2 separate regions of the Homo sapiens genome follow, and region 2 is linked to region 1. Evidence: read pairs that join two places in POLR2A ChIA-PET (ENCODE). Cell type or tissue: K562. All regions are shown on one strand. Each heading gives the region's core, and the rest is flanking DNA. Links, peaks and the distances in the headings are about the cores only.

Region 1 (16,346 bases), core at 4,218-12,217:
GGGACCTGAGCACAGGACCCTCCCTGTCCTCTTCCTCCCTGGATTCATCCTCCTGTTGGGGTCCCGGTTGCTAAATCCCCTCCCCAGCTCCAGCTCCACAGAGGGTGGAGGGCTAGGGGTCCCCTGTGAATGCTTTGGAGGCTCTCCAAACCCCCAGGCCTGGGACCCCGACACAGCATAGCCCTGGCCAGATGGCTTGCCCCTACCTGGGTAAGGTATTGAGAAACCAACGCTCCGTCACTCCCTACCACAACCTGCAAATTGTCAGTCACCCTCTGGGCACAGGGCTTGCCCTCTGGCCTTGGCCTCAGATTCAAAAAAGCTCTGGGTGGCTCCTCTTAGTCAGTTGCCGGCATGGAGCTTTCTCCTGCATTGAGAGGTGTTGGGGGTTTATTGTCAGACACCCATATGCATTAGCCAAGGTCCTTTCCTGGTTCTTTGGAAAGTGTGGGAAGTGAGAACTGCACTGTCCTATTTTTCAGGCTTGGGGTGCAGGCCAGCCCAGACTGACTACTGGCTGAAAGATCTGCTTTGGGAAGTCAGACATTTTTATTTAAACAGTCAAGGCTTGGTGATTCAGAGGGTGCAGATAATTCCCAAGAGCAGACATGAAGTGACTCCCACCTCACTCCCACCCCGTCCAGCAGCTTAAGAACCAGAGAGTTATTTCTGTTCCTTGTAACAGAGGCCATTCCTGTTTCTCGTTCCCAAGGGAATACAAGAAGGGCCCCCTGTGCTCGGGACAGGACTGTGTTTCCTGCTAACACTCACGTCCACGCTCACATGTGCACCTGGAGCCTGCACACACCGTGTCATGCAGGGCTTGCACTTGAGTCAAGGTGGGGCCCACGGTGTCTGGTTCCTGAAGCAGCCGAGGAGGGTCAGACACCAGATCACCAAGGCCATTGTCCTGCCCCCATGACTGTCACCCCGACTGTGAAGCTGGAGGAGATGGATTTGGTGCTCTTTTAAGAGTGGGGTCTGCCATGTGCTGGCTGAGGCTGGGGTGTCCCAGCTTAGTTCTTCCATGTGTTGCTGGCGCCCGACTCTCCCTGCTTCTCCCTCTCTGAAGCACTGTCCACAGCTGGACTTCCGCCATCCACCTGCATCTCCTCTTGGCCCTGGCCAGGATGGGCCAGGTCTCAGACTTGGTCCTACCCTCTCATTTTTGAGCAACTTATCCCATCACATTAAAAAAAAATTGAGTTCGTTCTGCTACACCTTATCCGTGTTTTTACTCTGTCCTCAGCCCTCCTTCCAGCACTCCCAAATAGAGACCCTAACTTAAATGAAGGGAAAAAAATGATTGTCTTTATTTCCTGAAGGCTTTTTGAAAGCAAAGATGAGCAACACTCAAGCTGAGAGGTCCATAATAGGCATGATCGACATGTTTCACAAATACACCAGACGTGATGACAAGATTGAGAAGCCAAGCCTGCTGACGATGATGAAGGAGAACTTCCCCAACTTCCTTAGTGCCTGTGTGAGTCGGTGTCTAGCTTCTCAATGTTGGAGGATACATTTTGCTATGTGGCCTTGGACAGATCACCCTCACCCTCTGATTAAAAAATTTCCCATTTGCAAATAGGGCTTTATTACTTGGATCATATGTGAATCTAAGGATGGTAGGCAAAAAAGTATGAAAATGGGAAAGAGTTATACAGATATAAAGGAGGTTATTAGATGGTCAGCAAAGTGTGCAGCTTGAGGGCAGTGCACAGTCCCCTCCCAGCACTCACTGACCCTCTCTCTGTGAGACTGAAACTCACATGCTCAGGTCCTGTTTCCCAAAGGCCCCACATCAACATCCCTGAGATTACTGGGAAAGCACTAGAAGTTCCATTGTTAGTAGAAATCAATAGCCCTCTTTGCAATAAACAAGACTCATTAGCAAATCTGAAAAAAAACTGTGGGCTACTAGGTACCAAAGGGTCTAGATGACCAAGAGTAGGATACCCAGAAGATGAGTTTGGTGGAAAAGGAGAAGAAAGGAGAGGAGGCCAGAGAAAGAAGAGAACAAAAGCATGAGGGCCAATTTTGAGGCCCTGGGGTAGAACTAAGGTAGGCAGTGCCCTTAGAGGCTGGGACGGGAAAGAGTGAGGCTGGGGCAGGGGACTGCTCTCCCCAAGGTCACTTAACAGAGCACCTTGGGACAGGACCTGCCTCCCATCCTGAGGTGTGAGACAAAAAGACTCCCTAGAGAACTCCAGGGATAACACTCACGTCCTCACCCCAACTTCACCCACTCACCCTGTGCTCTCAGCCCCGCCACCATGCCTGTGCAGATCTAGGTACTTGTCTGTATCTCTGCCTCCTCCTCTCCCTCCCAGCCCAAAACTTGTTTGTGATTGAATTTTTCTATTTTGTATGTTTTTCTCTTCACAGGACAAAAAGGGCACAAATTACCTCGCCGATGTCTTTGAGAAAAAGGACAAGAATGAGGATAAGAAGATTGATTTTTCTGAGTTTCTGTCCTTGCTGGGAGACATAGCCACAGACTACCACAAGCAGAGCCATGGAGCAGCGCCCTGTTCCGGGGGCAGCCAGTGACCCAGCCCCACCAATGGGCCTCCAGAGACCCCAGGAACAATAAAATGTCTTCTCCCACCAGACACTTGCCTTATTTTCTTCTTCTCTTTGGTGACCTACGTTGTCAAAACTACCAATTCCAGGTTAACTTTGTTGGAGAATTTCCCCCACCCCCATCCAGTGGGTCACCCAGGAGTAATGTCCCTCCAGCAACGTTCCCCCTATGGCCTCCAGCAGAGCTGAGCTGCCTCTCACACAGGTCCTGGTGTCTGCTTCTGCCCCGCTCCCTAAATGCAGCCACCATGGCAGGTTCCAGGTGGAAGTCAGTGGAAAGCTCCTGCCAGATCACAGCAATGTTCCTCCTTGTCAAGGCATGGACCAGGGTCATTCAGACACATTCAGATACCGCACTGAGAAGGGGCTGGCATCTCTCAGTGTGCTCCTGCCCTCCCGCTCCTGCCCCAGCTGTTCTCCAGGGCTTGGGGAAACAGAAACCACTCACATAGGGATTCCTGGATGGCATCAGGCTCAGGGCCCTTGTGGCTATGAATGGGATGCTCAGTAGTTCCCTGAGGATGAGCTCCCTTGTCCTGTGGCCTGGGCTCCAGGGGCTGTGTCCTCTCTCTGTGCTGTGCACTTGTGTGCATGTGCCTAAGTGGGTGACCCTGTGGAAGTGAGAGGGAGTCATCTTGAAGCTGAGCTGTCCTCGATGGTTTGCTAAATGCCAGGACTGGGTTTCTGGTGATAAATGAATATTCCAGATTTTGAGGAGCTCAAAGTAGTCCAGGAGTCCAAATAAGGAGTCTAGCCGGAATAAGGCAGCACCACGGAAATGTCCTAAGGACTGACACAGAGAGCTCATGCTGACTGTGATGAGAAATTGCAGCACCTCTATCTCGCAGGTAATGGAGTAGTTTGTTATTGGTAGTCTACTCCAGGCCAGGCAGTGTGCTATGGGCTGAGGATGCAGAAACAAGCAGGGCACAGTGCTGTCCTAGCAGAGCACTGGTGGGTCTCTCCATGCAGGCCACAACACAGGGTCAGTGTTCACCTGGTGTCACTTCCAGGCCATGTTCTGTGCAACTGCTCTTAGTATTCTCCCTAGAGGCTCACATCATCTGTCCCTATCATTCTTACCACCCTGGTCAATCTCCAGCTAACGTCTCAATCAGGCAAACATTCTTCTTAGAGGAATCAGGCAACCATCTCAAAAATTCTCATTCCATTCCCCCAGCAGAAGTGTGTAGGATGAGTTATTTGTTCTTGTGAATGACTGTTCCACTCCACACTCACACCTCTATTCACAGACCAGCATCTCCTCTCCTCATCAGGAATCTTCCTTCCTGAACATATTCTGCACCTTGTCAGCCTTCAGGACTGATCTGCAGTTTTCACCTCCAAATCCCAATGTCTGACCATTAGTTTTCTTCTCTCCCTTTCTCATTCTCATTCCACCTGTTCTTGGAACTCACAGAGGACTGCAGTCCCTGGGCTTTCATTTTTTCTTACCAGACCCCTGCTGCCTTCTCTATGTAGCCTGTCCCCATCATCCACCCCAGAATTGCTCTCTTTCCTCTCTTAGCTCTGTTGCCCACTTTCCTTGGGCCACACCTTCCCTGAAGATCTCCAAACCAGGACCATCTTCCCCCGTTGTCCTCCTCTCTCCTTCACCAGGACTGCAGGTCACTGCTCAGAACCATCATGCCAGGGTCCCAAGGGTGGGTACCTGACTTCCTCTCTCCCCAGCACTCTCTGAATCCCTCCTGTTCACCCAGCTGCTGTTATTCCAAGAATGCGCAACACCTCCCCCCATCAATATATCTCAGTATTTCGTGCCTCAATACCAGTCTTTCAAATGCTGCCTCTGCTGGATGTCATTTAATAAGTCATCTGTCTCATTAACTTACATTTCAAGACAGAGCTTTAATGTCAACTTCTCTTAGACATTTAGATGGTGAACCACTATCCCTTCACCCCAAAGAAATGATCTCTGCCTCATTTGCACTTCCCTCACCCTGAGCCCACTCCTACTGTAGTGGCTACATTACCTCAAATTTCTTTGATGTCTTTCCATGCAGACTTGGAATCATGGAAGGAAAACACTGTTAACTCAGATCTCCTGGTTACCCAGCATATAGCAGTACTGGATCCCAGCTTATAATAAGTACTCTATATAATTTTTTATTATAAAATGCACTTGTGCAAATTCTGGTCAATACCACCTCATGTAAACAGCAGTGGAAAATCTAAAAACTTCAGTTTGGGAGGCAGGTTGTGAAGCTTAGGAGAGATTCTGGAAACCAGAATCTGGAACTAGGCCAAAAAGAATAATGCAAATGACTGAAGAGCTTGACTCAAGTCCTGATCTCCCAAAAGAAGAGAGGGTCTCCCTGGGGTGGGGTTGCTGGACCTTCAATCCATCGCTACAGTCCAGAAGGCAACTGGCCACTCCTAATGTGGGCCTGCCCTCCCTTTATTTTTCCAGTTCTTATTTCACCTGATAATATTCCATCCAATGGCAATGGCACATAAAAATTAGGATGGAGTGTGTGGACAAATACTTCTTCATCTTCTTGTCTAGGATTAGAAATCACCTTCTTTCTCAAGGGAGCCTTGTCTAATGTTCCTGAGACTATTTCACACTCTCCATGCTTATGTCAATGCAGGACTCATCACATCTATTTGGATATTCTGTTTACACACCCATGTCATCCCAGAGAGGTGATCACAGGGTAGGGACACATGTGTGGCATGCAGTTCCTAGTTAAGATCCCAAATCCTGAGATATTGCTGATTTGCTATGGCAGGTTGTCAAGAGAACTGTGTTATTCCAAACTCACCAAGGTGGCTTATAGAACAGAAGCAGATGGATATAAAGAGGAGAGGGGGCCAGACCATCTCCGCAACCACAGCCCAGAGCTCCAAACAGGCACCAGATAGAAAATTGGTTTGATTTCATCCAATATTTTTTCAAAAGAATGTCAAGGAATAGGGTGGGGGCAATGTGTCATTCTGCATTGGAAGGAGGACATTTTAGAGCAAGGCCTAAGGGCACAGGTATTAGTGTCATATTGATCAGAATTCAACCTTTGTTCCTAAGCCAAAAGAACAAAGTTGGAGGCATCACGCTACCTGACTTAAAACTATACTACAAGGCTGCAGTGACCAAAACAGCATGGTACTGGTACCAAAACACAGATATAGACCAATGGAACAGAACAGAGCCCTCAGAAATAATGCCGCATATCTACAACTATCTGATCTTTGACAAACCTGACAAAAACAAGAAATGGGGAAAGGATTCACTATTTAATAAGTGGTGCTGGGAAAACTGGCTAGCCATATGTAGAAAGCTGAAGCTGGATCCCTTCCTTACACCTTATACAAAAATTAATTCAAGATGGATTAAAGACTTAAATGTTAGACCTAAAACCATAAAAACCCTAGAAGAAAACCTAGGCAATACCATTCAGGACATAGGCATGGGCAAGGACTTCATGTCTAAAACAGCAAAAGCAAAGGCAACAAAAGCCAAAATTGACAAATGGGATCTAATTAAACTAAAGAGCTTCTGCACAACAAAAGAAACTACCATCAGACTGAACAGGCAGCCTACAGAATGGGAGAAAATTTTTGCAATCTACTCATCTGACAAAGGGCTAATATCAAGAATCTACAATGAACTCAAACAAATTTACAAGAAAAAAACAAACAACCCCATCAAAAAGTGGGCAAAGGATATGAACAGACACTTCTCAAAAGACGACATTTATGCAGCCAACAGACACATGAAAAAATGCTCATCATCACTGGCCATCAGAGAAATGCAAATCAAAACTACAATGAGATACCATCTCACACCAGTTAGAATGGTGATCATTAAAAAGTCAGGAAACAACAGATGCTGGAGAGGATGTGGAGAAATAGGAACACTTTTACACTGTTGGTGGGACTGTAAACTAGTTCAACCATTGTGGAAGTCAGTGTGGCGATTCCTCAGGGATCTAGAACTAGAAATACCATTTGTCCCAGCCATCGCATTACTGGGTATATACCCAAAGGATTATAAAACATGCTGCTATAAAGACACATGCACACGTACGTTTATTGCAGCACTATTCACAATAGCAAAGACTTGGAACCAATCCAAATGTCCAACAATGATAGACTGGATTGAGAAAATGTGGCACATATACACCATGTAATACTATGCAGACATAAAAAAGGATGAGTTCATGTCCTTTGTAGGGACATGGATGAAGCTGGAAACCATCATTTTCAGCAAACTATCGCAAGGACAAAAAACCAAACACCGCGTGTTCTCACTCATAGGAGGGAATTGAACAATGAGAACACATGGACACAGGAAGGGGAACATCACACACTGGGGCCTGTTGTGGGGTGGGGGGAGGGGGGAGGGATAGTATTAGGTGATATACCTAATGTTAAATGACGAGTTAATGGGTGCAGCACACCAACATGGGACATGTATAGATATGTAACAAACCTGCACGTTGTGAACATGTACCCTAAAACTTAAAGCATAAAAAAAAGAAAAATTCAACCTTTGTTCTAACACATACCAGAGCAAGAATTTACTTGATTTAGGGTGATTAGTAGCTACTGTACGTTATATTGGTACTAAAGAGAAAGAATAATTGACAGCTGTATGCCCACACTCACATGACAGCTGATGTGAAAGAGATTCTGGAATTCCAAATGGTCCCAAGAAATTCTGATATTAAAACATTCCAATAATTTTTTTTTTTTTTTCAGACGAAGTCTGACTCTGTCGCCCAGGTTGTAGTGCAGTGGAGCAATTTTGGCTCACAGCAACTTCTGCCTCCCGGGTTCAAGCAATTCTCTTGCCTCAGCCTCCCGAGTAGTTGGGATTACAGATGTGCGCCACCACATCCGACTACTTTTTGAATTTTTTTGTTATTTATTTATTTATTTATTTTTGGAGACGGACTCTTGCTCTGTCGCCCAGGCTGGAGTGCAGTGGCGCGATCTTGGCTCACTGCAACCTCCGCCTCCCAGGTTCACGCCATTCTCCTGCCTCAGCCTCCCGAGTAGCTGGGACTACAGGCGTCTGCCACCACGCCCGGCTAATTTTTTTGTATTTTTAGTAGAGACAGAGTTTCACCATGTTGGGCAGGCTGGTCCAGTAACTTGTGTATATCGCATAAATATACCCAGAGTGTTGTGAGCTGTCCGTGGTGCTGAGTTCACTGTGCCGTCACTCCTGCCTCTCGTTGCTTTCTTCTGACTGACATTTATTCAACCTTCTCTACAGGAATCTCTTATATTCCCCCGCACGCAGGTGGTTTTTCAGTAGGCTCCTGAAGAGTGATCTTAACTTTCCAGGAAGAAAAGAGGGCAAAGGGAACAATGTGAAAAGGAGCAGAAAATCATAGAAGACCATGTGTTTGATAAACAACCAGATTGTTTCCACATTGTCACTATAACCACACCATGACAGCAGACTCGTATATGTCCCCTTATGGATCTGTGAGGTAGTTTCTTTGGTATTCATGCCCAGAAAAGGGGTTGATGCATCATAGAGAATACATATGTCTATATATTTAACTAAGTGTGAGGTAATATTTTATTGTTTTTGTAACTTGTATTTTACAAGAGTTCTGACCAGCACCAGATAAGCTTCAGTGCTCTCTTTTCTTTGGCCTCAATATTACTGGATTAAATAATTACTGCTTTTCACTAGGAGCATCATTTATTTACCATTATTTTCAATTTTATATTAAAACTCAATTTCTAGTAGAGTGGTTTCTTAGGTTCATTTTTCTATTTAAGTATTTTTTAAATCTTTTATTATTCTTTACCCTGTTTCAAACTAAATTAAAGCAGTTTATGTGAACCAACCGGCTTCTTTGGGAATTACATAGAAGAGCATGAGAGCCTTTATTTCATGCAATCCAACAATGTAACTTTAAAGAAATTTACAGTGGAACTCCAACTCATATCCACATTGCTCTATGCACAGTTAGAATTATAACATCTGAGCTGCATTTACTCTATAATGTGCAGCCACGGTATTTTGCCTATCCACTCCACCACGGACACCTTCCCGACCCTCATATTGCCTCCCACTCCTTACCATCACAAACAATACTATAAGGAACATCATTATATATATTTCCTTATGTATCTGTGCGAATATTTTTTGGAGTATATATATATTCCAAAAAATAGGCTACCTGGGACACAGATTCTATGTGTTCTTGGCTTGACTATTGTTTTCTTACCAACAGTAACAAGAGGTCCTATAGCTCAACATTACTGCCAATATGTCTGTTTCTGGCTTTGGAATATTTTTGTTGCAGACTAATTATCCCAATAAAACATATAAAAATATGAATAAAAATCAGAAAATTATCTGCTTCGAAGCAACAGAAAGCTACCAAAGTGACCAGGACTTGAAGGCTCTGGTTATCCAAGAGAAAGAAGACTCGATCAATGCACTGAACATTAAAGCTGCTTCTCTTCCTGAGAAATTTATCAGTTGTCAAGTAGTTTGAACAAAGAAGTTAAAAACCAAACAGAAAGTAACTTCTAAGAGACAAAGAAGATTGTTTGTGACTTTAATAGTCATTCAGGGCTGGTGAGATTAAAATTAGTGTTGAGGACTTCCAACACAGCCAGAACTTGAAAAGCCAAGAATTTAGATAAAAGAGAAGCAACAAATGGTGAGTCGATCACTCCAATTTTCTCCTCTTGCGGCATGCGTCTTTTCACAAGTTGTACAGGATAAGAGGTACAGCCCATCAGAATATTTTTGTTCAAAACCTAAATAGCTAATCAGAGCCTTTAGGAGATAAAAATCAGAGCTCAGAGTATTTCCAAGGTAGAGGTACCTTCTAAACATTTCAGGATTTCAGTTAGAACCCCTAAAGCGCTACTCCTAGGAATAAGTATATGGGTCAGAAATATAAATCCTAAAATTCAGTTTTGAATTAACTCTATCCCAGATTGGATTTAAATAATCTGCTACTCTAATTGCTTTCCAGAAGCTAAAGAAAATTCTCTGGAGGGAGAGAAAATCATCCATATCCTGAAATGAAAAATTTTCATTTTCAATGTTTAACATTCAAAATATTCAAGTACACCATGAGAGAAGATAAAAATAGAAAATCAGCTGGGTGCAGTGGCTCCCTCCTGTAATCCCAGCAATTTGGGAGGCCCAGGCAGGTGGATCACTTGAGGCTAGGAGTTCAAGACCAGCCTGGCCAACATGGTGAAACCCTGTCTCTACCAAAAAAAAAAAAAAAAAAAAAAAAAAAAAATACAAATATTAGCCGGGCGTGGTGGCATGTGCCTGTAATCCCAGCTACTTGGGAGGTTGAGGTGGGAGAATCGCTTGAACCTGGGAGGCAGAAGTTGCAGTGAGCCAAGATCTCACCACTGCACCAAAAAAAAAAAAAAAAAAAAGAAAGAAACTGGTAAAAAGAGAAAAATAGAAGATATAACAAACCCAGAGATGATAAGCCAGGCACAGAAAGATAAATATCACATGTTCTCTCTCATCTGTGGGAGCTAAGAAATTTGATCTCATGGAGGTAGAGAGTATAATGACGGTTACTAGAGGCTGGGAAAGTGGGTGGGTGGGGTGAAGGGACCCATATACTTATTCCTAGGAGTAGCACTTTAGGGGTTCTAACTGAAATCCTGGAATGTTTAGATAGTACCTCTACCTTGGAAATACTCTGAGCTCTGATTTTTATCTCCTAAAGGCTCTGATTAGCTATTTAGGTTTTGAACGAAAATATTCTGATGGGCTGTACCTCTTGTCCTGTACAACTTGTGAAAACACGCATGCCTCAAAAGGAGAAAATTAGAGTGATCGACTCACCATTTGTTGCTTCTCTTTTATCTAAGTGGGTAGAAACATACAGCTGTATAGAAGAAATAAGATCTAATGTTTGATAGCAGAGTAGGGCAACTATAGTTAACAACAGTGTATTGTATATTTCAAAATAGCTAGAAGAGAGGACTTCAAATATTCCCACCACATAAAAATGATAAATACTTGAGGTGATAGAAATGTCACACATGTACCCCATAAGTACGTACAAATATTTTATATCCATAAAAATTCTTTTCTTAAAAAAATTTGCTGTAAATGGAAGCAGAGAATTGAGAAGATCGCAGAGGAGAATGAAGTCAAAATAATTCTTTAAGGTCAGACAAATAACAGTATACTTGTACAGAATGAAAAGACCAGAAAACAGAAAAAATGATGGTGCATAAGAAAAAGAGGAGAATTTCTGTAGTGAGTGAAAAAAGCAAGGGGAATGGGATGTAGTGTAAGAGGACGGATGGACCTCTGCTGGGAACATAAAAAATTCATGGTAGTTGGGGGAAGGCAGAGTGTATGGCCACTGATTCTGATAAGAAGGTAGATGGGGTCATTGAAATATGCAAATACTCTCTTATTTGTATTGAAAGTGCAGTTGGATTAGTGGTCATGAATTTGAAGTGTGACCAGTCAACAAGGTAAGCACATTTTTTATCCAGACTGGTTTATCTGCAGAAGTGTAGGCAGAGTTGGATTTACCCAGTGTTGGCAATGATCATTCATAGCTGATACATAAGAAAAAGACACCCAGACATGTACTCTTGATAGTAGACAACCCCACATTTGAAGCAATCTGCTTTAAAAAACCTGAACCCTGAATATACTTAAGGCTCTAGATCTACCGAGTTACAAAGGGAAGAGAGAGGCTGAGTAATCTGTTAATTGACACCACATGGATGCAATCAGGAACTCCAGTCTGTAGGAAATTCTGCAGGAAAAATAACCCACTTTCTACAACAACAACAACAAAATGAAAGGAGAAAAAGAAGAAATTGAGAGTGAAGCTGCACATTTAAAAAGCCTTGGCCGGGTGCTGTGGCTCATGCCTGTAATCCCAACACTTTTGGAGACCGGGGCGGGCAGATCACTTGAGGCCAGGAGTTTGAGACCAGCCTGGGCAATATGATGAAAAACCATTTCTACTAAAGATACAAAAATTAGCCGGGTGTGGTGGTACATGCCTGTAATCTCAGCTACTCAAGAAGCTGAGGCAAGAGAATCACTTGAACCTGGGAGGTGGAGGTTGCAGTGAACGAAGATTGCACCACTGCATTCCAGCCTGGGCAACAAAGCAAAACTCTGTCTTGCAACGACAACAACGACAAAAACAAGAAAAACAACAAAAACAAACAAACAAAAAACCCCAGAAAAAACAAAAAACAAAAAGCCAAAAAAAAAAAAAAAAAAAAGAAAAAAGAAAGAAAACAACAACGAAAAGGTTTTAGAGCCGTATCAATCAGATATACTGTATGTAACTTATTTAATCTCTGGTTAAGTAAACTTAAAAAAAATCCATCACAACTGGAAAAATGTGAATATTGACAGGATATTTGATTATATTAAAGAAATATTATTAATTATTTTTAGATATGATAGTAACATTGTGATTATGGGCTTCTTAGGTTGTCCTTATCTTTTAGAAATACAAATTGAAATGGTTAGAGATGAAATTATATGAAGTTTGGAATTTGCCCAACAAAAACGAAGGATAGGAGTGGATGGTACTATAAGTGGAACAAGATGGTCATGTATTGACCATCATCAAAGTGGGCAATGAATACATATGGAGTTATCACACTATTTTCTCTATTCTTAATGTGTCTGAAAAATTACTTCATAATTTAAAAAAATTTAAAAGGATGAAATAAAGACATTTTCAGATATACAAAACTAAGACGACTTAACCCCCACCACACTCTTACTAAAGAAACCTCAAAAGCAAGTACAGTACTGCAAGTAAAGGGAAAACTACCCTAATGCACAAAGAATGATAAATAATGGAAATAGCAAACAAGTGAGTAATCATAGTTAAATATTTGTGTAAATCAAAAATAATAATTCCTGGCCCTGAACAGTGGCTCACATGTCTAATCCCAGCACTTTGGGATGCCAAGGTGGAAGGATCCCTTGAACCCAGGACTTCCAGACTAACCAGGGCAACATAGTGAGATGCCCATCTCTACAAAAAATAAAAAATTAGCAAGGCATGCTAACACACACCAGCAATCCCAGCTACTTAAGAGGGTGAGTCAGAAGGATTACTTGAGCTAGGAAGGTCAAGGCTGCAGTGAGCCATGATCCTGCCACATCACTCCAGCCTGAGGAACAGAGCAAGACACTGTCTCAAATAATAATCATTCCTAAAGGAGGGACAATGATCATTCATAGCTGATACATAAGAAAAAGACATTCAGACATGTACTCTTGATAGTAGACAACCCCACATTTGAAGTAATCTGCTTTAAAAAACCTGAACCCTGAATATGCTTAAGGCTCTAGATCTACTGAGTTACAAAGGGAAGAGAGAGGCTGAGGAATCTGTTAATTGACACCACATGGATGTAATTTTTAAGGAGAGTTAAAACTGAAAAAAAAAATAGCATATAAGCCAGAAGGGAAGTCTCTAAATTTAAAGTGAATTATTTAGATTGTTCAGGTGGAGAGAAGAGATATTGATTAACTCTAGTCTAGTTTATGTTGCAAGCAAGTTAAAATTTCAAAGGTAACCACAAAAATTGAGTGCTTATGTGTGTGCGTTTGTGCGTGTGTGTCCAAACCTATAAAAGAAGGGAAAACCCACATAAAAAAATACGTATGGTTCACCCCTGTAATCCCAGCACTTTGGGAGGCTGAGGTGGGTGGATCACTTGAGGTCAGAAGTTCGAGACCAGCCTGGCCAACATAGTGAAATCTTGCCTCTACTAAAAATACAAAAATTAGCCGGGTATGGTGGCGGGCACTATACCTTACAAGTAATTTCAGCTACTCAGGAGGCTGAGGCGGGAGAATTGCTTGAACCCGGGAAGGAGAGGTTACAGTGAGCTGAGATCCCGCCACTGCACTCCAGCCTGGGTGACATAGTAAGACTGTCTAAAAAAAAAAAAAGAAAAAAAAAGATAAAGTAGCTAATCAAGAATCTACTGTAGTGCCAATATGCATGACCAAAGAGAAAGAGGAAAATAACACAGCAACCAGAGAAAGGGACCAGTTTACTGGCTCTTGGTGTCTGCTATGTTGGGGTCTGGGTGGAGAGCCCATGGGCTGGGCTGGGCTGGGCTTGAGCTTGGTCATCTGTAACCCTCAGAACAAGGCTTCTGGCCATGGAACTAATAGAGTAACTCCTTAGCAACTGCAGCAACACTGGAGAGAAACTCAAAAAAACTGATCTCCTCATCATGATTCCTGTCCTTCTTAAACAACTTTTCTAAGAAATCGGGCTCTTTTTTTTTTTTCCTCTGAGTAGAAGATATCAAACAAAAGGAAGGTTACAACCTGGGGCTGGACTAGGAAGATGAGAAGGGGATGGCAGAGGCTAAGGGGAAATATGTAGGGGGTAAGGTGGGGGTTGCAGGAGGGTGGGGTTGGGACAGCCGTAATGGATGGGATGGGGAGCCCTGACCCTGGCATTTTAACTGGTGACTCTTGGCTCAAATGAGAGCATGCATAGGAGATCTAAAAATTCTGAGGCTGGGTCTGCCTGTGCCCCTTGAAATGCCCAATATTCATTCTACATGGGCCAGTACCCTTTGAACCCCAGTCTCAAAACTACCTCCACTTGGCTGGGTGTGGTGGCTCACACCTATAATCCCAGCACTTTGGGAAGCCGAGGCGGGTGGATCACCTGAGATCAGGAGTTCAAGACCAGCCTGGCCAACATGGTGAAACCCCATCACTACTAAAAATACAAAAATTAGCCAGGTGTGGTGGCACGTGCCTCTAATTCCAGCTACTTGGGAGGCTGAGGCAGGAGAATTGCTTGAGCCTGGGAGGCAGAGGTTGCAGTGAGCTGAGATTGCACCCTTGCACTCCAGCCTGGGAGACAGAGCGAGACTCCATCTAAAAAAAGCAAGCAAGCAAGCAAGCAAGCAAAAAAACAAACAAACAAACAAACAAAAAAACTACCTCCACTCCTCTCCTCATCATTCCATCAAAATACACCAATTCTGAATCCCCTCCTTGTCAGAGCTCACTCTCTGTGATTCAATCTGTTGCATTACTTGTGCCAGTGAGGTCAGTGGGTGCTAATGGTTTAATGGTGAAGTTAGATGTTATAGTGAGTGGGAATCAAAAACTCTCCAGGGTTTTAGGGCTGCCTCATTTCACTTGGCATTATGATTCTGTGGTGTCACTACTGCTCCCAGGGGTACATGAAAAGAAGCTTCCAGAAGGAGGAGATGAACCCAAAGAGTTGAATCTAAAGGGGGAAATTTTTTTACAGACAGAAGAGAGATACTTTAAGCCAGGAGACCTTCTCCCGACCCACAAGTCACCTAGCCTGCTGACTGTCTAATAACAATCGTTAACACCACTATCCCTCTTCCCATCTTACAAAGCATCGCATGTGTTTTACCTCATTTAAATGTTCATAACAATCCCAGGAAATAAGTGACATTGTCCTCATTTTTACATCTAAGGTAACTAAGGCTCCTTGAGTTGGTGTTTACATATTTGTAACAGAGAAATAAGTAAACAGCAGGGGCTGTGCAGGAAATTGGGTCTTCTCACCCCATCCTGGACTCTGTCTACTACACACCTTCCATTCAGGAGTAGAGGTGCAGGTGGCTGGGGGGAGGTGTGAGATGCTCGCCAGCCTGCCACATCGGTGCCTCTCCATGAGCTGGTTCTCAGGCCAGTCAGGGCCATGGGTGCCGTGCACTCCTGCCCCACTCCCACCCAGCCGCTGGGTCCCTGCTCACACAGGCCGATAGGAAGGTGGGGGAAATGCATGATGTTGGACAGCCAGATCTGCCCATGGCATCTTAATCTCGGGTGTATTTGTGACATAGGTTGAGCAAGCCCTTCAGCAGCTCCTCAGCTCCCGTGTCCAGTAAGCTGCAGGAAAGGATGCTGGTCACCTGGCTTGCTTTCTAACGTCTGAGACTATGGGGAACAGGGATGAGAGGAGACAGGATAGGAAGGGAATGGAGTGAGGGCCGGGGCTTCAGGGAAGGTGAGAGGCAGCCCTGAGATGGAGCAGAAGGAATCTGATAATCCTTCAGTCCAGATGAAATCCAGAGGAGGGAATAAATGTTTGAGGAGAGGGAGGGGAAGTCGTGGAAATTGTAAGGGAAATTTTAACCCCTGGTCCTATCACTTTTACTGCACAGCCTCATGTGGCTGGCGATGGGACAGAAGGTTCAGATGAGTTGTCTGGGTGGGGCAGATCCTTCAGGACCTGGGCATCTGGTGGGAATTGCTGGGCAGGGCCACCATGCTCTGGGAGGGTGGTGGACCACGGCCAGGCTTCACAGCCTGAGGCTCCTAGCCAGGTCTGAGACTCACTGGAGGTCCTGTTCCTTTGCCCAGATCTACTCTTTACACAGGTCTTCCTCTGCCTCCTCCACGGCTCTGAGTCAGGCTAGCGATTTGGGGTCCATGCCTTCACTTCCTCCTGGGTAGTGCTCACTCTCCAGCCTGCTGTGCTGCCCACTCATGCAGGAGGAACAGTCACGGGCTGGGAATCAGGTCTAGACCAAGCTGTGCCACCCTAAGCTGTGTCACCTTGGACGAGACACACCCCTCTCTGGGCCTCAGCATCTCCACGTGTACAATGAGGGTCAGGATTGGATGATCTCCCATCACATTTAGCTCTGAATTTTGAAGACTCTCTGAGTCTGTAGACTGGGGACATATGGGTGGCAATGTCTCTGGGGGGAACCATAGACAGAGCCACAGGGCTCTGGGACGTCAGAGCACTGCTCACTGCAGGAATCTCTCTCCT
Region 2 (16,346 bases), core at 5,593-13,592, 570 kb before region 1:
AAAATGGCTTATATCTGAAAGACAGGCAACAATGAATCCTGGCAAGGATGTAGAGAAAAGGGAACCCTCATATACTGTTGATGGGAATGTAAATTAGTACAATCACTATGGAGCATAGTTCGGAGGTTTTCAAAAAACTAAATATAAAACTACCATATGATCCCAACAATCCCACTGCTAGACATATACCCAAAAGAAAGGAAATCATTATATCAAGGAGGTATCTGCTCTCTCATATTTATTGCAGCACTATTCACAATGGCCAAGATTTGGAAGCAACTTAAGTGTCCATCAACAGATGAATGGATAAAGAAAATGAGGTGTATATACACAATGGAGTACAACTTAGCCATAAAAAAGGAATGAGATGGCTGGGCGCCGTAACTCACACCTGTAATCCCAGCACTTTGGAAGGCCAAGGTGGGAGGAGGGCTTGAGCCCAGGAGTTTGTGGCCAACCTAGGCAACATAGTGAGACTCGGTCTCTACAAAAAAAAAAATTTTTTTTAATTTAGCCAGGCGCAGTGGTGCATGCCTGTAGTCCCTGCTACTTGAGAGGCTGAGGCAGGAGAAACACTTGAGCCCTGGTGACTGAGGTGGCAATGAGCCATGATTGTGCCACTATACTCACTCAACCTGGGCAACAGAACGAAACCCTGTCTTAAAAAAAAAAAAAAAGGAATGTGATCCTGTCATGTGCAACAACATGGATGATGGAATTGGAGACACTATGTTAAGTGAAATAAGCCAAGTATAGATAGACAAACTTCGCATGTTCTCACTTATTTGTGGGAGCTAAAAATGAAAACAATTGAACTCATGGAGACAGAGTAGAATGATGGTTACTGGAGGCTGGAAAGCGTAGTGGGTGGGTGGGAGGGAAGTGGGGATGCTTAATTAGTACAAAAATATAGTTAGATTAAATGATTAAATGAATAAGATCTAGTATATGATAGCACAACAGGGTGAATACAGTCAACAATAACTTATTGTATATTTTAAAATAACTAGGCCAGGTGCAATGGCTCACACCTGTAATTCCAGCACTTTGGGAGGCCAAGGTGGGTGGATCATCTGAGGTCAGGAGTTCGAGACCAGCCTAGCCAACATGGTGAAACCCTGTCTCTACTAAAAATACAAAAATTAGTCGGGCATAGTGGCAGGCGCCTGTAATCCCAGCTATTTGGGGGACTGAGACAGGGAGAATTGCTTGAACCCAGGAGGCGGAGGTTGCAGTGAGCTGAAATCATGCCATTGCACTCCAAACTGGTCAACAGAACAAGACTCCATCTCAAAATAAACTAAAATAACTAAGAGAGTATAATTGTGTCTGTAACAGAAAGGATAAATGCAGCTGGGCACAGTGGCTCACGCCTGTAATTGCAACACTTTAGGAGACTGAGGCAGGAGGATCACTTGAGCCCAGGAGTTTGAGACCAGCCTGGGCAACGTAGGGAGACCCTGTTTTTAGAAAAAAGAATTTTTTTTAAATTAGCTGGACTAATTGGCACATGGTGGCACATGCTTGTGGTCCCGGCTACTTGAGAGGCTGAGGTGGGAGGATTGCTTGAGCTCAGGAGGTCAAGGCCACAGGAAGCCATGATTTCACCACTGCACTCCAGCCTTGGCAACAGGACAAGACCCTGTCTCAAAAAAAAACCAAAAAAGGTTTCAACTTAAAGTGTGCTTGAGGTGATGCATACCCCACTTACCCTGATGTGATTATTACAGGTTCTATGCCTGTATCAAAGTATCTCATGTACCCCATAAATATGTATACCTACAACGTAGCCACAAAGATTAAAAATAAAAACAAAAAATTAACTGTAATCCCAGCACTTTGAGAGGCTGAGGTGGGCAGATCGCTTGAGGCCACGAGTTCAAGACCAGCCTGAGCAACATGGCGAAACCCCATGTCTACAAAAAAGACAAAAATTAGCTGAGTGTGGTGGTGTGCCCCTGTAGTCCCAGCTACTAGGGAGAGTGAGGTGGGAGGATCACTGGAGCCCGGGAGGTCGAGGCTGCAGTGAGCTGAGATTGTTCCACTGCACTCCAGGCTGAGTGAATTTTTAATTTTAATTTTTTCATAAGTTATTGGGGTACAGGTGGTATTTGGTTACATGAGTAAGCCCTTTAGTGGTGATTTGTGAGATTTTGGTGCACCCATCACCCAAGCAGTATACACTGCTCCCTATTTGTAGTCTTCTATCCCTCGCCCCCTCCCACCCTTTCCTGACTTTTTATTTTTAATTTAAAAAAAAATTTAATATTAAAAAAGTGAAAAAAAAAGGAAGGACACCATGTTTATTGATGAATATTTCTTAATCTATCCCTTCACTGTCTAGGTTTTTCTACAGCTCCCAGTAGAGCATAACTTTGCCATGGTTGTCCATACAAAAGCAGCAGGCAGGACCAGTATCAAGGTCACTGTTCACTGCATGAACAGTTCCTCTGGGCAGTTTGAGGGGAATTTGTTGGAACTCTCTGATGAAGTACAGATCCTGGTAAGCTTCCAAATCTAAATCTTATTTTCGTATATTAAGGATAAGAAAGTTATATTCTCTTACCATCAACAAAGAGCTTAGTCTGGATAGAGACAGATAATTGTTAGAGCGATTCCTGGAACAGGTTTGTACTTCCTAGATCTTTATAATTCCTGCTAATTGCTTGTATATAGTTTTGTTTTTTGTTTTTGTTTTGTTTTGTTTTGAGACGGAGTTTCGCTCTTGTTGCCAAGGCTGGAGTGCAATGGCACAATCTCGGCTCACCACAACCTCCATCTCCTGCGTTCAAGTAATTCTCCTGCCTCAGCCTCCCGAGTAGCATGTGCCACCAAGCCCAGCTAATTTTGTAATTTTAGTAGAGACGGGGTTTCTCCATGTTGGTCAGGCTGGTCTGAAACTCCTGACCTCAAGTGATCCTCCTGCCTCGGCCTCCCAAAGTGCTGGGATTACAGGCGTGAGCCACTGTGCCTGGCCTGTTTTTTGTTTTTTTGTGGTTTTTTTTTTTTTTTTTTTTTTTTTTGAGACAGTCTTGCTCTGTTGCCCAGGCTGGAGTGCAGTGGTGTGATCTTGGCTCACTGCAAGCTCCTCCTCCCAGGTTCACACCATTCTCCTGCCTCATTCTCCCAAGTAGCTGGGACTACAGGTGCCTGCCACCATGCCCGGCTAATTTTTTGTATTTTTAGTAGAGACAGGGTTTCACTGTGTTAGCCAGGATGGTCTCGATCTCCTGACCTCGTGATCTGCCCGCCTCAGCCTCCCAAAGTGCTGGGATTACAGGTGTGAGCCACCATGCCTGGCTTGTTTTTTGTTTTTGAGACAGAGTCTCACTCTGTCACCCAGGCTGGAGTGCAGTGGCACAATCTCCACTCACTGCAGCGTTCAGGTAATTCTCCCTGCCTCAGCCTCCCGAGTAGCTGGGATTACAGGCGTGCACCACCATGCCCGGCTAATTTTTGTATTTTTAGTAGAGACGGGGTTTCGCCACGTTGTCCAGGCTGGTCTCAAACTCCTAACCTCAAGTGATCCACCCGCCTTGGCCTCCCAAAGTGCTAGGATTACAGACGTGAGCTACCACGCCCGGCTGCTTTTATATACTATTAACATTAGAAACTATTAGTACTTGCAGGTGAGTAGTCTGGAAAAAAAAAGAAAAGAAACTGTAGCACACACACTCCCTTCAACTCCCCATATCAGGAACACAGGATATGAACACCATAGTAACTAGAGAGGGATTCATTTCTGATCCACTCCACCTGACATAGATATTATAAGTCCATTAACAATTTTTATTTAATTATTTATTTATTTTGAGACAGAGTTTCACTCTGTTGCTTAGGCTGGAGTGCAGTAGCATGATCTCGCCTCACTGCAACCTCCACCTCCCAAGTACAAGTGATTCTCCTGCCTCAGCCTCCTGAGTACCTGAGATTACAGGCATGCGCCACCATGCCTGGCTACTTTTTGTATTTTTAGTAGAGATGGAGTTTCGTTATGTTGACCAGGCTGGTCTCAAACTCCTAACCTCAGGTAATCTGCCCGTCTTGGTCTCCCAAAGTGCTGGGATTACAGGTATGAGCCACCGCGTCCAGCCGATATAAGTCCATTTAAATATATTCACAGTTAGGATAAAACATAATTCTAACTTTTGATAAGGTGTAAGAGTATGAATAGTTTCTACAGATATTCTTGGGCTAAAAGCTAAATGGCTCTGTTGTTTTTAGAATTCAAAAAACAAATTATCACTTATATGGGTCGAGTAAGTTTCACTGCCTCTGATTTTGAGACTTTTTTTTTCTTTTCCTGTTTTATTTTTTCCTTTATTTTGGCTTTGGTTCTCTGATTCCATGTGAAGTAGAGGAAGGAGCACTTTACTAGAAGGTGGAAGACCTGGATGTTATTTCATGCTAATTTAATATTATAAGTTCTTTTCCCCAAACTTCATGTCATTTTACCAGAGCCAAAATTAGAAATTTCAAAGTATTTTTATACCTAATATCTAAGCAATATGGAAGATGTGGTAAGTGTAAACTTTGCTACATGCTGAGTCCCTCAGAGTCAGAAACAGGGCTAACATTAGGTTATATCTTCTAGAATATCTAGTTACGTTTTGAGTGCCTGGTTCATTTTGGAGAGGAGTATTGTGGACGATTTTAGACTAATTAGAAGTTAGGCAGACTGTTGATTCGTAGTTGTCATTTATTTGCATGTAATCTCTTCGGGATTATACTGAAGTCTATATGTAAGTAAAAGTCATAATTTGTCTTTGCCAAAAATGAGGAAAACATTTTCTCATTATAGGTGTTTGAAAAACTCCAACTCTTCTATCCAGAGTGCCAACCAGAGCAGATTCTGATGCCTATAAATTCTCAGCTCAAACTCCATACCAACAGGTAAGGAAAAGGGAGAATAAGGAAGTGCCAGGATCTAAGCTTAAGTATTTTCAGTAAAACATTGACATAGAAAGAACACTTTTGCCTTCTAGGAGATTTTTCCCAAATAATTTTTTGTGTGAGGTGAAATTCCCATAATGTAAAACTATTGTAAAGTGTAAAATTCAGTGGCATTTAGTACATTCACAATATTGTGTATTCAGCATCTCTATCTAGTTCCAAATATTTTTATCACCACCAAAGGAGATCCCATACCTGTGAAGCAGTCACTCTTCTTTCTTTCCTCCTCGCAGCCCCTGGCAATCACTAATCTGCTTTCTGTGTACGGTATTAGCTATCCTGAATGTATTTCATATAAATGGAATCATACAGTATGCAACGTTTTGTGTTTTTTGTTTTTTTTTTTTTGTTTTTTTTTTTTTTTTGAGACAGTCTCGCTCTGTTGCCCAGGCCAGCGCACAGTGGCACAATCTCAGCTCACTGCAACCTCCACCTCCCAGGTTCAGGCAATTCTCCTGCCTCAGCCTCCTGAGTAGCTGGGATTACAGGTGCCTGCCACCACACCTGGCTAATTTTTGTATTTTTAGTAGAGATGGGGTTTCACCATGTTGGCCAGGCTGGTCTTGAACTCCTGACCTCAGGCGATCCTCCCGGCTCGGCCTCCCAAAGTGCTGGGATTATAGGTGTGAGCCACCACGCCCAGCCTTGTGTTGGCTTCTTTAAGTTAGCATAATGTTTTTGAGGTTCATCCATGTTGTAGCATGTATCAGTACTTCTTCCTTTTTATGACTGAATAGTATTCCATTATATGGAAATACCACATTTAGTTTATAATTTCATCTCCTAATAGAAATTTGGGGCTGGGCACAGTGGCTCATGCCTGTAATCCCAGGCCTCTGGGAGGCCAATGCAGGTGGATCACCTGAGGTTGGGAGTTCGAGACCAGTCTGATCAACATGGAGAAACCCCAACTCTACTAAAAATACTAAATTAGCCAGGGGTGGTTGCACATGCCTGTAATCCCAGCTACTCAGGAGGCTGAGGCAGGGGAATCACTTGAACCCGGGAGGCGGAGGCTGCAGTGAGCCAAGATCACGCCATTGAACTCCAGCCTGGGCAACAAAAGCGAAACTCCGTCTCAAAAAAGAAAAGAAATTTGGGTTGTTTTCACCTTTTGGCTATTGTGAATAGTGCTGCTATGAATATTCATTTGCAAGTATTTACCTGAATACCTGCTTTCAATTGTTTTGGCTGAATAATTATTTTTTTGAAACGGAGTTTTGCTCTTGTCCCCCAGGCTGCAGTGCAAATGGTGTCATCTCGGCTCACTGCAACCTCAGCCTCCCAGGTTCAAGCCATTCTCCTGCCTCAGCCTCCCGAGAAGCTGGGATTACAGGCACCCGCCATCATGCCCAGCTAAAAATTTTTTTTTTTTTTGTATTTTTAGTAAAGACGGGGTTTCACCATGTTGGCCAAGCTGGTCTTGAACTCCTGACCTCAGGTGATCCTCCCGCCTTGGCCTCCCACAGTGCTGGGATTACAGACATGAGCCACCACACCCGGCCTAAATAATTCTTTAATTATAAATATGTAATAAGATTTGATTTTAAAGAAATAAGCATAATCCAAAGGCAGACTTTTACCTGAGGAACAAATAATTACACACGTGGAGAATGGCAAGCAGTTTTCTCGAGTACATCCCCTAACAGTAATCCTGGAAATTTTTACTCTTTTCTCTCTGGTCAGACAGGACCCCAAAAAGATGCCACTTCCTTTCCTTGTTCCCTAGGGAAGGAGCTGCCTTCGTGAGTTCTCGTGTTCTCAAGTGTTTCCCTAATTCATCCGTCATTGAGGAGGATGGTGAAGGGCTCCTGAAAGCTGGTTCCATTGCAGGTACTGCTGTATTGGAAGTCACTTCTATAGAACCTTTTGGAGTCAACCAAACAACCATAACTGGGGTCCAGGTGAGTTCATGGACTTACTAAAAAAAACAAATAAATAAAAGTCATACCCTGGCCTTAAAAAGCAGAGTTTCTTTTTTAAAAAACTAGAAATTTTCTTATCATGCCATTAAAGAAAAAAAGAAAAAGAAAAGAATTAGAAACTTCTGTATCATGAGAGAACATGAACCAGAAAAAAAAAAAAAAAAAGGAGAAGAAGAAGAAGAAGAAACTCTCTGGGAGTCAGAAATGAACCTATAAGAGGCCAGTCTTGACATGGTTATAAGCCATAAAATTAAAATGAACTTTAGAGCCCTTGTTATAAAACAGATCAGCCTGGCCGGGCACGGTGGCTCACGCCTGTAATCCCAGCACTTTGGGAGGCTGAGGCAGGCGGATCACGAGGTCAGGAGATCGAGACCATCCTGGCTAACACGGTGAAACCCCTTCTCTACTAAAAATACAAAAAATTAGCTGGGCGAGGTGGCGGGCGCCTGTAGTCCCAGCTACTCAGGAGGCTGAGGCAGGAGAATGCCGTGAACCCCGGGGGGCGGAGCCTGCAGTGAGCCAAGATCACGCCACTGCACTCCAACCTGGGCGACAGCAAGACTCCATCTCAAAAAAAAAAAAAAAAAAAAAAAAACAGATCAGCCTAAATTTATATGATTGTCTTCCTAGCAGCTTTGGCAAAAGGACTGGTATCGGAGGAGTGTAGAATGATTGCTATCAAAATTGGCTGGGCTGGGTGACTCACGCCTGTAAGCCCAGCACTTTGGAAGGCTGAGGCAGGAGAATCACTTGAGGCCAAGAGTTTAAGACCAGCCTGAGCAACATAATGAGACCCCTATCTCTACAAAAAATGAAAAAAAAAAAAAAATAGCCGGGCTTGGTGGCACATGTCTGCAGTCCTAGCTGCTTGGGAGGCTGAGGTGGAGGATCACACGAACCTAGGAGTTCGAGGCTGCTTTGTGCTGCAATTGAACTGCTGCACTGCAGCCTGGAAAACAAAGCAACAATCTGTTTCTTTTTAAAAAATTAAGCTTTGCTACAAGAATTAAAAAATTGAGAAAAGACCTCAGAGATAAGTTAGTCTTAACACGAAAAAAAATTTTAGACATTAAACATCTACTATATACTATGTTCGTCATTGTATGTATATTATCTCTTTTAACTACCACAAAAGCCCTATGAGGTAGGCATTATTATCCCCATCTAACTGTTAACTGATAAGAAACCTGAGACCCAGAAAAGTTACATGAGGCTATGAAATGATAAAGCTATGATTCAAACGCGGGCTTCACTTACTGTATCACAGCTCTCTTACAGTGTGAAAACACAATATAGATTGTGTTCCTGATAAGTAATTGATTATTTAACCATAAATATTGAGCACTCTGCATGAAATGGATGAATTATAGTCCTTTCCTCATAAAGCTCCAGCTTCTCTTCACATTCCCACAGCTTTAAAAATTAAAAACCTGGCTGGGCACAGTGGCTCACGCCAATCCCAGCACTTTGGGAGGCCGAGCCGGGTGGATCACGAGGTCAGGAGTTCAAGACCAACCTGGCCAAGATGGTGAAACCCCCATCTCTACTAAAAATACAAAAAAATTAGCCGGGCATTGTGGCGGGCGCCTGTAATCTCAGCTACTCAGGAGGCTGAGGCAGAGAATTGCTTGAACCCAGGAGGCGGAGGTTGCAGTAAGTTGAGATTGCACCACTGCACTCCAGCCTGGGCGAGACAGCAAAATTCCGTCTCAAAAAAAAAAAAATTAAAAACCCATTTCAAGCCGGGCACAGTGGCTCACGCCTATAATTCCAACACTTTGGGAGGCCAAGGCGGGCAGATCACTTGAGGTCAGGAGTTTGAGACCAGCCTGGCCAACATGGTGAAACCCCATCTCTACTAAGAATAGAAAAATTAACCAGGCGTGGTGGCAGATGCCTGTAATCACAGCTACCTGGGAGGCTGAGGTAGGAGAATTGCTTGAATGCAGGAGGCAGAGGTTGCAGTGAGTCAAAATCATGCCGCTGCACTCCAGCCTGGGTGACAGAGTGAGATTCTGTCTCAAAAAAAAAAGAAAAGAATTTCCTATGCTGCTATGCTGTCATATTTCTTTTCACTCTGACTTAAGTCATCTCACATCAAAAGCTATTTCCTATGGAAAAGAAACATCACTCTTTATCATTGATTATAAGTCTCAGAATATGGTTGCAGCACTTCTCCAGTGCATCTTTCTCTGTACCAGTAGGTTTTGTCTCCCACAGGTAGCACCGGTGACATACCTGCGAGTGAGCAGCCAACCCAAGCTATACACAGCCCAAGGAAGGACCCTGTCAGCATTTCCCTTGGGCATGTCTCTTACCTTCACTGTTCAGTTTTATAATAGTATCGGAGAGAAATTCCACACACACAATACCCAGCTTTATCTGGCTCTGAACAGGTATGGAAGTCAAAGGAATGGTATTGACACTATGGTAGAAATCTTGCATATTAGGCTAGTATTATATAGCAGCTCCAGTAAATTCCTCTCACATTCTGAATTTGGAAGTTGATCTTTCTTTTGTTAAAAAAAATTTTTTTAAGTGAGGCCAGGTGGGTGGCTCACACCTGTAACCTCAGCACTTTGGGAGGCTGAGGAGGGAGGATCACTTGGGCCCAGGAGTTCGAGACCAGCCTGGACAACATGGTGAAACCCCATCTCTACAAAAATACAAAAATTAGCTGGGTGTGGTAGCGTGTGCCTGTAGTCCCAGCTACTAGGGAGGCTGAGGTGGGAGGATCACTTGAGCCCAGGAGGCAGAGGTTGCAGTGAGCAGAGATTGCGCCACTGCACCCCAGCCTGGGTGACCAATTAAGACTGTCTTAAAAAAAAAAAAAAAAAAAAAAGACCAGACTTAGGCAATGGTATTAGTTGTCACTTAAGAAAAAATGCAGGATATCTTAAATCTGTCAAGTTCTAATTCACTAAAAGATCCATAGGGAGCTAACTGGAGTATTATTATCAAAAGGCTTTACTGGAAAAAAAAAAAAGCCTTCCTGGGAACTATACGTATGAAGGTAATAGACTGATCCTTGGCCCATACTTACTTACTCTTTATTGTGGAATTCCTTCTGAACTTCTGAGCTGTTGAATATAAAATGTGGTAGGGTGTTCTCCAGAACTATTTTCTAACTATTGTCTCTTTTTAAAGATTTCTACCTTTAATGTCTACTTGCAGAGATGACTTGCTGCATATTGGACCAGGGAATAAGAACTATACTTACATGGCCCAGGCTGTGAACAGAGGGCTGACACTTGTGGGGCTTTGGGACCGGAGACATCCAGGCATGGCAGATTATATTCCTGTTGCTGTAGAGCATGCCATTGAGCCAGACACCAAGCTTACCTTTGTTGGAGATATCATCTGCTTCAGTACTCACCTTGTCAGCCAGCATGGTATGTATACATTCCCTTTCTCAAACTTACAATTGATAGTTGTGGGGATTAAAAAGCAGTTATTAAAAAAAAAAGCAGTTATTAATCCCTTGGACTGGTATAGTGGTTTATACCCATAATCTCAGCCCTTTGGGAGGCCAAGCTGGAGAGGTCACTTAAGGCCAGAAGTTCAAGAAAGCAATTAATCCCCTAGAATATTTTTTTCCAAATTATCTAAAATCTGAGGGACTCTCTGAGAAAGAAAATAATTTTGAGTATTTTATTATTTGTAATGTTACTGATAATTTTTAGCTTAATGCCTGTTTCACTCAATAGCCAGCCAATTAGAAGCCAGCCAGTAATATTGATCAAGAGTCTATTGGATACATAGCTCTATTTTATATTATGTAGATAGTGCAGGGTACTGTGTCTTCTCCTCCATTCCCAGCTTTTGAAGGAGGGTAATTACTATATTGAAGGACAGTAAAGGATAACAGGAAGGAAAGGGCAATAAGGCTTTAGTTCTAAGAACTAGTTATGTGTATGCTATTTTGTGAGGCACATTTGAAGGCCTAAGTCCTAACATATCATCATTGTAATAAGGTTTTTTCTTTTACCCGGATAAACTATACTTTGTTTTGTTTTTTTTTTTAGAGACAGAGTCTCACTCTGTCATTCAGGCTGGAGGGCAGTGGGCAGTGACATGATCTCTGCTCACTGCAACCTCTGACTCCTGGGTTCAAGCGAGTCTCCTGCCTTAGCCTCCCAAGTAGCTGGGACTACAGGCACACAACACCACGCCTGGCTAATTTTTATATTTTTTATACAAGGGGTTGGCCCCTGGCCAACTATACTCTTGAAAACAAAGCATTTCTGTCCTAAGTACTGAGTTAAAAATAAAATCATAAGCCAGGTGCGGTGGCCCATGCCTGTAATCCCAGCACTTTGGGAGGCTGAGGTGGCGGGATCACGAGGTCAAGAGATCGAGACCATCCTGGCCAACATGGTGAAACCCCATCTCTACTAAAAATACAAAAATTAGCTGTGCATGGTGGCACACGCCTGTAGTCCCAGATACTCGGGAGGCTGAGGCAGGAGAATCGCTTGAACCTGGGAGTTGGAGGTTGCAGTGAGCCGAGATCGTGCCACTGCACTCCAGCCTGGCAACAGAGTGAGACTCCATCTCAAAAAATAAATAAATAAAATAAAATCATAGAAAACATTTGGGAGGCCGAGGCAGGCAGACCACCTGAAGTCAGGAGTTCAAGACCAGCCTGGCCAACATGGTGAAATCCTGTTTCTATTAAAAATACAAAAATTAAGGCCGGGTGTAGTGACTCACGCCTGTAACCCCAGCACTTTGGGAGGCTGAAGCAGGCGGATCACAAGGTCAGGAGTTCAAGACCATCCTGGCCAGCATGGTGAAACCCCGTCTCTACTAAAAATACAAAAATTAGCTGGGCATGGTGGCATGTGCCTGTAGTCCCAGCTACTTGGGAGGCCAAGGCAGGAGAATTGCTTGAACCCAGGAGGCACAGGTTGCAGTGAGCCAAGATCACACCACTGCACTCCAGCCTGGGTGATGGAGCGAGACTCTGTCTCAAAAATAATAATAATAGTAATAATTAAATTATCCCGGTGTAGTGGCATATGCCTCTGGTCCCAACTATTGGGAGGCTGAGGTGGGAAGATTGCATGAGCCCAGGAGATCAAGGCTGCAGTAAGCTATGATCGCACTACTGCACTCCAGCCTGGATGACAGGCTGTGTCTCAAAAAAAAGAAAAGGAAATCATTCTTTGGTTAGGAAATGAGTGTGAATTCTTTGGGTTTCCAAATATCATATCCCAAAGTGGTGTACACTGCCTGGATGTGTACATCCAAGTAAGAACTGCTTGTAGTAATGTATGGTTTTGGCTTTGCAGCCTCTTCTGGTAACTATGGATACATATGTTTAGGTAAAGTGATGTAAATGTTGGACCTGACTTTAACATTAATACGTATTTTGGACCTTGATACAAAGGGGCTCTATACAGCTGAATCCCCCAATGCTATAACAGCTGATTTGCAAACAACCACTACCAACATGCAATCCAGGACCAATGAGCTAAACCTACTTTAAGGTTGGCAATGAGAGTTACAATCCCCTGATTATAAATCCCTTGTCAATGAAGCAGAGTATTTTTTACCCTCTCTTTTTTTGTTTGTTTGTTTGTTTTTTTGAGACAGAGTTTCACTCTTATCACCCAGGCTGGAGTGCAATGGTGTGATCTCGGCTCACTTCAACCTCCACCTTCTGGGTTCAAGTGGTTCTACTGCCTCAGCCTCTCAAGTAGCTGGAACTAGAGGCATGCGCCACCACGCCTGGCTAATTTTTGTATTTTTAGTAGGATGGGGTTTCACCATGTTGGTCAGGCTGGTCTCGAACTCCTGACCTCAGGTGATCCTCCAGCCTCGGCCTCTCAAAGTGCTGGGATTACAGACATGAGCCACCGTGCCCGGCCTATTTTTTATTCTTTTTAGCTATATTTTTGACAGGATTGTCCCATAGTCTTCCAATCTGGAATTTTGGGAGGCTTCATCATGTGATGAAGGAAAGAGCCATATGCCAGGATCAGTAATCCTGCAGGCTAAGTACAAACTCTAACCCAGTATTTGGCATTCCTCGGCCATCTTTAGACTTAAGCCAAAATAAACAAATCCTTTCTCTTGCCATGGTCACTTTTTTGCAGTCTTCTTGCTGTCATCAATCAGTAGCTCAAAGCAAATTTGTCCTTAGTAGCTTCTAAACAAAATTTATTCAGAAAGTTATCCCTGTATGTAAAAAGAGCTTCTCTTTTTCCCAAGGAGAACAGTTACATTCTCCAACTACGTAGCTCTTCTTATGATTCTTTATTTTGCTGGCATGATATACGAAGAGGAACCTGACACTGAGAAAACAGTTATCTTCAAAGCTGGCTGTTTCTCCTGGGAAGAGATATCTGCATGCTTGAAAAATTTACTGATTTGGAGTATGAATAAGTCCAGAGTGATTTATATCAAAGGCTTCAGCCAAGTGTTTTCTCTTGTCTTTTCCTAGGTGAACCTGGGATATGGATGATTTCTGCCAACAATATTCTACAGACAGACATTGTCACTGGAGTAGGAGTGGCCAGGAGTCCGGGGACTGCAATGATTTTTCATGACATCCCAGGAGTAGTGAAAACATATCGAGAGGTAAACATAACTGTATCAGAGTTTAAGAGACTAGGGTGACTATTGCCACATATGAGGATATGCATAGAGAAAATACATCTTAGGAAAGGAAATACACTCATAAAACAGATATAAAGCCAGCCAGCAAACTTTACTGGAACACAAAGCTAAACAGTGTTCAGGATTCTTAACCAGCAGAATGACTACCTGTGTTTTAAGAGATCACAGTGGGTACTGGTTGGCACTAGACACTAGACACCAGGGTAGAAGTTGAAAGACCATTTGGGAGTCTACTGCGGTAATCCAGGTGACATATGTTGGCAGATCAGGGTGGTGACAGAGGAGGTGATAAGAAGTTGATCAGATTCTAGGTATATTTTATAGGTAGAGCCAATAGAGTTTCCTCACAGATTATATCTAGAACATAAGAAAATCCAGAATGATTCAGGTTTTTGGTTGAACAGCTGAAAGGACAGCATTACCGTCAACTGAAATGGGGAAGACTGTAGGTGGAACAGTCTTGGAGGGAAAAGCAGTCATCTTTGGATATGTAAAATTGGGTATGTCTATTAAATGTCAACTGGATATGTTGAGGTTGCTGGATATAAAAGTCTGGGAGTCATTGGAATAGAGATATTTAAGGCCATTAGATCACCAAAGAATGAATGTAAAATAGAAAAAAGGCCAGGCGCGGTGGCTCACATCTGTAATTCCAGCACTTTGGGAAGCCAAAGTGGGAGGATCACCTGAGGTCAGGAGTTCGAGAACAGCCTGGCCAACATGGTGAAACCCCATCACTACTAAAAATACAAAAATTAGCCGGGCCTGGTGGCTCACATCTGTAGTCCCAGCTACTCAGGAGGCTGAAGCACGAGAATCTCTTGAACCTGGGAGGTGGAGGTTGCAGTGAACTGACATCAAGCCACTGTACTCCAGCCTGGGCAACAGAGTGAGAGTCGCTCTCAAAAAAAAGAAAAAAAAAGAGAAAAAAGACCTAAGTACTAAGTTCTGGGAGCACTTCAATCTTAAGAGTTCTGATTGCCTTTTGATTAGTGGCAAATGGAAAAAGAAAGAAACAAAAGGGAAAAAGGGAGCTCTGAGAGAAGAACCAATAAGAAAGACTTATAAGAAACAACCAGGCTTAGTGCCGTGGCTCACGCCTCTAATCCCAGCACCTTGGGAGGCCAAGGCAGGTGGATCACAAGGTCAGAAGTTCGAGACCCAGCCTGACCAACATGGTGAAACCCCGTCTCTACTAAAAATACAAAAATTAGCTGGGCGTGGTGGCACACACCTGTAATCCCAGCTACTCAGGAGGCTGAGGTAGGAGAATCGCTTGAACCCAGGAGGCAGAGGTTGCAGTGAGCCAAGATCACACCACTGCACTCCAGCCGGGGCAACAGAGTAAGACTCTCTCAAAAAAAAAAAAAAAAAGAAAGAAAGAAACAACCAGTGAAATGGGAGGAAAATCTAGAGATATGTGTATCCTGGAAGGCAAATGAAGAAAGTATTTCAAGGAAAGAGGGAGTGATCAACCATCATTACTATTAATGGGTTAAGCTGAAAATTGAGAAATGACTGATGGTTTTTGCAGTATGGAGACTGGTGCTAGTGACTTTGTTGAGTAGCTTCAGCAAAGTGACCTGAGCCCCCCCCTTTTTTTTTTTTTGTTGGAGACAGAATCTTGCTCTATTGCCCAGGCTGGAGAGCAATGGTTTAATCTTGGCTCACTGCAACATCTGCCTCCTGAGTTCAAGCAATTCTCATGCCTCAGCCTCCTGAGTAGCTGGGATTACAGGCACGTGCCACTACCCCCAGCTAATTTTTGTATTTTTAGTAGAGACAGGGTTTCACCATGTTGGCCAGGCTGGTCTCGAACTACTGGCCTCATGTGATCTGCTCGCCTCCGCCTCCCAGATTGCTGGGATTATAGGCATGAGCTGCCACTGCGCCCAGGCTTTTTTGTGCGTGTTTTTTTGTTTTTTTTTGAGATGGAGTATCGCCCTGTTGCCCAGGCTGAAATGCAGTGGTGTGATCTCAGCTCACTGCAACCTCTGCTTCCTGGGCTCAAGCTATCCTCCCACTGCAGCCTCCCTAGTAGCTGGGACTACAGGTGCATGCCGCCATGCCCAGCTAATTTTTTTGTTTTGTTTTGTTTTGTTTTGTATTTTTGATAGAGATGGCATTTCACCATGTTGCCCATGCTGGTCTCGAACTCCTGAGCCCAAGTGATAGGCCTGCCTCGGCCTCCCAAAGTGCTGGGATTACAGGCGTGAGCCACTGTGCCCAGACAGAGTGACCTGAATGAATGTTTGATTGGAGAATTGGAGAAAAGGACTTGGAGACAGTGAATATAGAAAGCTCTTTTAAGGAGTTGGGGTTAAGAGTTTGTTTTGTGGATTTTTTTTTTTATGAGAGAAATAGTGGATTGGGAATGATTCAGTGGAAACAGAAAATTTGATGTAAGTCAGAGGATTGCTGGAGGGAGTAATATTCTTGAGTAGGTGAGATAGGTAAACAATAAAGGGATTTTTTTAATGAAATATTTTCTATTCCCTTCTTAAATATATGTAATGTCTCCTTCCTCTTTGCCCAAAGCACTTCTTTGATCCTCTTTTTTCATTCCTCAAACATGGTAGCTACAACTTTTTGTGTATCTACTATGGGCTTGGCACTTCTCATCTTTTTTTTTTCTTTTAAGAGACAGTGTCTCACTGTTGCCCAGGCTGGAATACAATGATGCAATCATGGCTCACTGCAGCCTCAAACTCCTGGTTTCAAGCCATCCTCCTGCCTCAGCCTCCAAAGTAGCAGGACCACAAGTGTGTGCCAGCATACCTGGCTAATTATTTTTATTTTTTTGCAGACACAGGGTCTCGCTATGTTGTCCAGGCTGGTCTC

What was found. Peaks named below come from ENCODE experiments on the same cell type or tissue, not always from the same donor. Only the 100,000 strongest peaks of a DNase experiment are listed, where the experiment ranks them.
Region 2: POLR2A ChIA-PET joins it to region 1 with 7 read pairs; 2 of 35 experiments call an interaction of 5 or more read pairs at or near these places.

What each region holds. Positions count from the first base shown.
Region 1 is chr1:153,444,010-153,460,355 of GRCh38, reverse strand. S100A7 (S100 calcium binding protein A7) reads left to right here. Exons shown (of 3, transcript NM_002963.4): 2 at 1,326-1,483; 3 at 2,386-2,612. The coding sequence starts at 1,343. The coding sequence ends at 2,550. It also overlaps the pseudogene S100A7P2. Among named protein-coding and RNA genes, the nearest start is that of S100A7, 8.5 kb to the left of the region's middle. In K562, for the core only: no CTCF peak of the experiment used is centred there; a DNase peak (open chromatin) is centred at 7,765.
Region 2 is chr1:154,016,053-154,032,398 of GRCh38, reverse strand. It overlaps NUP210L (nucleoporin 210 like), which reads left to right. Exons shown (of 40, transcript NM_207308.3): 28 at 2,345-2,503; 29 at 4,802-4,893; 30 at 6,683-6,857; 31 at 9,102-9,277; 32 at 10,056-10,273; 33 at 13,330-13,466. Among named protein-coding and RNA genes, the nearest start is that of RPS27, 33 kb to the right of the region's middle. In K562, for the core only: no CTCF peak of the experiment used is centred there; no DNase peak of the experiment used is centred there.